Regions from separate parts of the Homo sapiens genome. Here region 1 is linked to region 2. The links are chromatin contacts, found by Hi-C or POLR2A ChIA-PET in ENCODE. All regions are on one chromosome and are shown on one strand. Each heading gives the region's core, a stretch centred on a gene start or an enhancer-like site at or near the end of the contact. The rest is flanking DNA. Distances are from core to core; before and after follow the strand shown. Region 1 has its middle 25 kb from the start of NPTX1. Region 2 has its middle 22 kb from the start of NPTX1.

Region 1 (2,700 bases), core at 175-2,674, 47 kb before region 2:
TCCTCAAGGTATGTTGAGCACAAGGAAGACAAGAGCCCCTCTGTGGGGCAGGTGGCCCTGACAGAGAAGGGTCTCTTCACTCAGTTCAAGAATACCACATAGGCAGACCAGCTGAGGTGTGGGGCAGAGGGAGTGAGACATGGGCCCTCCAGCCTGGGGCTTGTCTGTTCCAGCCCCAGCACGCTCTGCCCTTCCAGTATCCACTTTCCTCTCCTGTTAAATAAGGACGCTCCAGCCTTTGCCTTGGGCCATGCAGCGTGGGGTCACCTGGAAGCGGTCTGCACACTGGGCAGGCCCCAGCATTTCCTAGCTGCCCCTGTCTTCCTGGGGAAGCACATGGGTGGGGGGAGCAAGGCTACGAGGCCTTCCTGCAGATCATTCAAATGCATTTGCTGCATCCAGACCACGCCATGCCTTCATTAATGGAGACCTTCAAGATTGCTCTGTTTGCCTCAAAGCCACCCACTCTGCAGTGACGTCCGATCCAAAGTTTTTGCAAAGTTTGCAAAGTTTTCAGAAATGGGCCAGCACTTTAAACTCCAACTGCTTCTGCCCAGAATTTTCTCTTCCTCCACACAGCTGCCCCCAGACACCCCAGCTTCCATTCACGGTGAAGGCCTTGCCTCGCAGCAGTAACGTAAGAACCTGCTTTTGGGTTTTCTGAACTCCAAGCCTCACTAACCAAGGGGCACTTTATAATTGATTTGCCTCCATAAAATTCACAAGTGACTAATACACCCAAGAATTCCCAAGCCGCTCCTGGCTATGAGTTCCAACGTAATCCGTGTGTGCGCTGTCTGCGTCGGACGTCACCGCAGAGTGGGTGGCTTTGAGGCAAGAGCCGTGGTGCAGGAACACACTGGCAGAGCCCGGGCAGAGCCTTTCCTACATCTTTTGGTTTCGATAACAGGGTTTGCTTTAAGTCTTCAGCCAGGGGACCTGTATATCCTAAAGACAGTATGTAAAATATTTATTAAGAAGAGTATCTATTTTTAACTAGGGATGATTTCAGTTCTATTATTCATGCAGCCTCGGAGGGCAGGCTTCATGCTTGTCTGCTTGCAGGAGACGTGAAACAGAGCAGAGGCGAGTCTGAAATCAGAGACCAGGGCCTGGGGGAGGGCAGCGGGGGATTCCGAGCAGGAGAGGTGGGAGCCGTAGTGGATGGTACCTGCCTGGTTCCAGCCAAACCTCCACATTCGGGTCACTCTGTCTCTGAGATGTGGTGAAAGCTTTGGCTTCATTTTAAAAACAAAGTTATCTGCACCCCCTGCTAGTCCTTTTGAGGCTCCTCCTCTAGAGACGCCTCGGCGTGTAGGAGTCACCTGAACAACGCCCCGTGCAGCCTGTGGAGCCCAGGATAAGGCATCCCATTAAAGACAAGCACCTGCTTCCCGGCAGGCCCCACGCTGACAAGGTCTCAAAAAACAAGCTGGAACCTGTCAGAACCCAAAGAGAACACACTCAGCTACCCGCTGAGCCGAGAGCCATGGCGGGTGTCTGGTGAAGGTGCCAGGGTGAAGACCTGCTGAGGGACAAGGTTAGGACACCCTCTGCCCCCTCGAAATTTCTGTGTGTTTGTTTTTTTTTTGAGAGGGAGTCTTGCTCTGTCACCCAGGCTGGAGTGCAGTGCGTGATCTCGGCTAGCTGCAAGCTCCGCCTCCCGGGTTCACACCATTCTCCTGCCTCAGCCTCCCGAGTAGCTGGGACTACAGGCGCCCACCACCACACCCGGCTATTTTTTTGTATCTTTAGTAGAGACGGGGTTTCACTGTGTTAACCAGGATGGTCTCGATCTCCTGACCTTGTGATCCACCTGCCTCGGCCTCCCAAAGTGCTGGGATTACAGGCGTGAGACACAGCGCCCGACCGCCCCCTCGAAATTTCTAAGTACAAAGCTGCCGAACATCTGGGCACCTACAGCAGGAGCCTCCTGCACACCGAGTGGAGGTGATGACCAAGGGTGCTGAGGGCAGGAGGACCAAAGCTGAGTCCTAGATCACTTGGAACAGCCTTGGGACCCGGAGGCAGTCCCTTCACCCTTCTTAGCCTCTGTATTCTCAACTGTAAGTGGGGAACCCCAGAACATGCATCTCCTGGGAGGTTACGCATCACGGAAGACGCTCTGCCAGGATATCCAGTCCCTCCGTCTGCAAATAAGGAGGCGGGGGAGGGAGGGAGATGGACAGGCAGGGGGACATTCCCATTTGGCGCCTTCTGTTCCACACACACTGTTTCATTTGATTCCCTCCCATGCCTCTGCATTTTGCACTGGAGATGAGGGCTCAGTCCCCAGAGACCCCGTTCCTCCTCACTCACACCCGAGACAGCTTCAGAGAGGCGGGTCCTACCAGGGTCAACGTCCTCACAGGCAATGACTCTCCTGGGGATGGCAGCCGGTGCCTGCTGACCACGCATCCAGAGTCTCCTCCTCTCTGGGCGCCCCTTCTTATTTCGGGAGTGGGCAGATCGGGAGCCTCCCCACAGGCAGCCCCTGGGAAGCACACTCTGGGCCTGGCGCCCAGACTGCAGCTCCAATTCCTTCCTTGCCAGCCTGACCTTGCCCGGTGGAATCAGAGCAGCTGATGAGGCGGGGAGGGAAGGAGGCCCACGCCCAGAGGTTCCAGAACCATCAGGGGCACACACTCAGAAACCAAGGAGGCACGGACCGGAACATGTAGGTCAGCGCCAGAAGGCCCC
Region 2 (2,700 bases), core at 30-2,529:
ATGGGGACACTCTTCCCCAACCCCCTACCTCACCCCCTCACCCCTCACCTAGAAGGAGGTCAGAAGAATTTGGTGCCATGGAAAGGAACATGGGGCATGGAGCACTTGAGGACACTCCCGGGACCCCCTCTGCAGGGGAAGGTGGAGCTCTGGGGCCAGAGGCTATGAGAGCACCAGCCAGCTCAGTGCACATTTGTCTGAGTCCGGAGTCCCAGTGCTGCTGTGAATGCGCTGAAGGGGTGAGGCAGGGATGGGGTGTTAGGGAGGAAAGAGAACTCTTTGTGAGTCACATTTCAGACGCCTCCATTCCCATTCATACATTAGGGTCTGTGGGGGACTGGGGCACATCAATATATTGTTAGAGAAAAAATGTATATGCAATATAAATGCATTAAGAAAAAAAAACACCCGAAGAAACGATTCTGACATGTTAATAGTGGTTCTATGTGGCAGTGGGATCGAGGATTTTTATACCGTACTTTCATATGTTTTCCAAATTTTCTACACCAAGCACGTGTTAGTTACGTAATTTAAAACTTATTTATTTTTAAACCAAATTCTCCAGCCAACTGTGCTTTTCCCCAGTTGCAGTAACTTTCCTTTCAGTCAGGTTTCTGGGTGAATCCAAAGAACAAGGCGGCCTCTCAAGCCCACATCATGTCACGTTCATATTTTCATTCTTCCTTCGTTGGGCCGGCTCTGCGGAGGCCGAGCGCTGGGGCTGGGGCGAGAACGGTGTCCCTGTCGTCAGGGAGTTTCCAGCTAGTGGCCTTCTCCCGCTTCTCAACCCATCCCCTCCCCTGTCCGCCGAGGTCGGGCTCTGACGGGAGCGGGCCGCCCTCCGTCTGATAGGTGCGGTCTGGGGAACTTGAGCTGCCCAGTCTCCCTCCTTCTTTCCCCTGCTGCAGACCCCAACTCTGAGCTTGGGGGACAGGGAGGCCGAAAGGGCCCTGTTAAACGCTGGGTGCTGGGAAGCCGCCCCCTCCAGGGAGCCCTCAGGACCTCAGGCCAGGGCTGGAAGCGAGAGGAGGCCGGAGCCCAGGGAAAACGGGCGACCGGGGGCGGCGCGCGTGTCAGTAAGGAGCCAGGCGGCGGGGACGGAAGCTCCGGGAGGGCGGCGGGCCGGGGCGGGTGTCAGAAGGCTCCGATTGGGCCTTCTGCGGCCCTGCTTCCCCCGCCCCCGAACCCCCCAAAAGCTGCGGGCAGCGGCAGGGCGCCTGCGACACAGGGGCGCGCCGCGCGGGACCTGAGGAAAAGCTACGGCCAAGCCCCGAGCACAGGCGCGCCGCCGCGCTGGCTCCGGGAACGCGGACGCACGGCGGGGCTGCCACAGCAACGCAGACAGGAGCGCGGCGACTGGCGGAACCGCGGAGAGGCGGGACTCAGGAGGCGTCTCGCGAGAGTTAGGCTTCGCGGGCTTCCGGCCGGTGCCGGCCGCGGGGGCCGACGGGGTTAGGCTTCCGGCGTGGGTTGTGTGGCCTCTCCCAGCTCCACGCGTTTCTGGGCGCCGGGCACTAGGCGAGCCGGCCGGGCTGGCGCGAGGCCGCAGGCGGGAAGAGTCCCCGGGGTCGGCCCCGAAGCGGCTCTGGAGGCAGTAGCCGGGGACGCCGAGGTCAGGGAGGAGGCGGATCCGAGCGCGGTCCCGCAGGGCCCTGTCCGTTCTTCCGCCTCGGCCGGTCCCGTCAGGCCGCCTTTAAATGCCCGGCGCCTCGCACCTGCTAACAAAACGAGCTCCTGCTGTTCCCCAGCTCCGTAAATGGTGCCCCTGGCCCTCCCCAGTTCTCAGGCAGAGCCTTGGCGGCCTCCCTGACCCCTAACACCCCGCATCCAGCCCGGCAGTACATCCTGTTGGCTGTGCCTTCGAAATTTCCCCAGACCTGACCTCTTCTCCCACCTCTGCCACCACCCTGCTCCGAGCCGTCTTTTCCCGCCGAGATGACTGTAGTAGCGTCTCAGCTGGGTCTCCCCGCTTCCACCTTCCCCTCCTGAGTCTCCTCAACACAGGAGCCAGAGCGATCTCGGAAAGTACAGGAGGTCATGCCCCAGTGTGGTTCCCCTTTCCTGGGTTTAAGTCAAGGTCCTCACCGTGCCTGCCGGCCTCCCGGGTCTCTGCGCGGTGGACTCTGGACCTCCCTGCCCCGTCCTGCCTCAGGGCCTTTGCACCTGCTGTTACCGCGGCCTGGAACGCTCCTCCCCTGAAACCCTGTGACTCCCACTTAGTGAGGCGACCACCTGTTGAAAACCGTGCCCCCTTCCTATACAGATGCTCCTGTCATATGGGGTTAGATTCCCCATCAACCCATCATAGGTTAAAGCATTGTAAGGCAATTTACGGTAGGTTTATCCGGATGTAACCCCATCTGTAAGCGGAGGAGTATACTGAATGTGTATGGCGTTTGTACCATGGCAAAGCCAAAATGTAAGTCAAACTCGAAGTCCAGGACGGTCTGTGGCCTGTACTCCCTTGCTTTCCCTCCCCGGCTCTTAGCGCCATCCAGCATCGTTGATAATGTAATTTGATGTGTATTGTCTGAAAGCACCAAGACGGCAGAGTTTCTCTCTTATCCAGATCACAGTGTGTGCTCAGTAAACACTAGACTGAGGGGGTGTATGAGAGGTCTTTTTTTCCTCTCTCCTTCCTCAGGAATGGGTGAAGATGAAGTCCTGTAAGGCAGGAGCTGGATCAAAGAAATATCCCGG

Evidence for each region. A loop is a pair of places that touch in the nucleus more often than their neighbours do. ChIA-PET counts read pairs that join two places held with the same protein, here RNA polymerase II (POLR2A).
Region 1: POLR2A ChIA-PET joins it to region 2 with 35 read pairs in HepG2. The contact joins two enhancer-like sites. A Hi-C loop is called at or near these places in 1 of 168 maps with a recorded cell type or tissue (endothelial cell of hepatic sinusoid). POLR2A ChIA-PET finds 5 or more read pairs at or near these places in 11 of 52 experiments (AG04450, Caco-2, HEK293 and 7 more).

Annotation. Positions count from the first base shown.
Region 1 is chr17:80,500,280-80,502,979 of GRCh38, reverse strand. No RefSeq gene overlaps it. Among named protein-coding and RNA genes, the nearest start is that of NPTX1, 25 kb to the right of the region's middle. Within about 2 kb of position 1,424, at least 3 of the 41 ENCODE cell types and tissues checked have a DNase peak (open chromatin) inside an H3K27ac peak, as active enhancers do.
Region 2 is chr17:80,453,475-80,456,174 of GRCh38, reverse strand. No RefSeq gene overlaps it. Among named protein-coding and RNA genes, the nearest start is that of NPTX1, 22 kb to the left of the region's middle. RefSeq lists silencers at 992-1,251, 1,512-1,721 and an enhancer at 929-1,758. Within about 2 kb of position 1,279, at least 39 of the 41 ENCODE cell types and tissues checked have a DNase peak (open chromatin) inside an H3K27ac peak, as active enhancers do.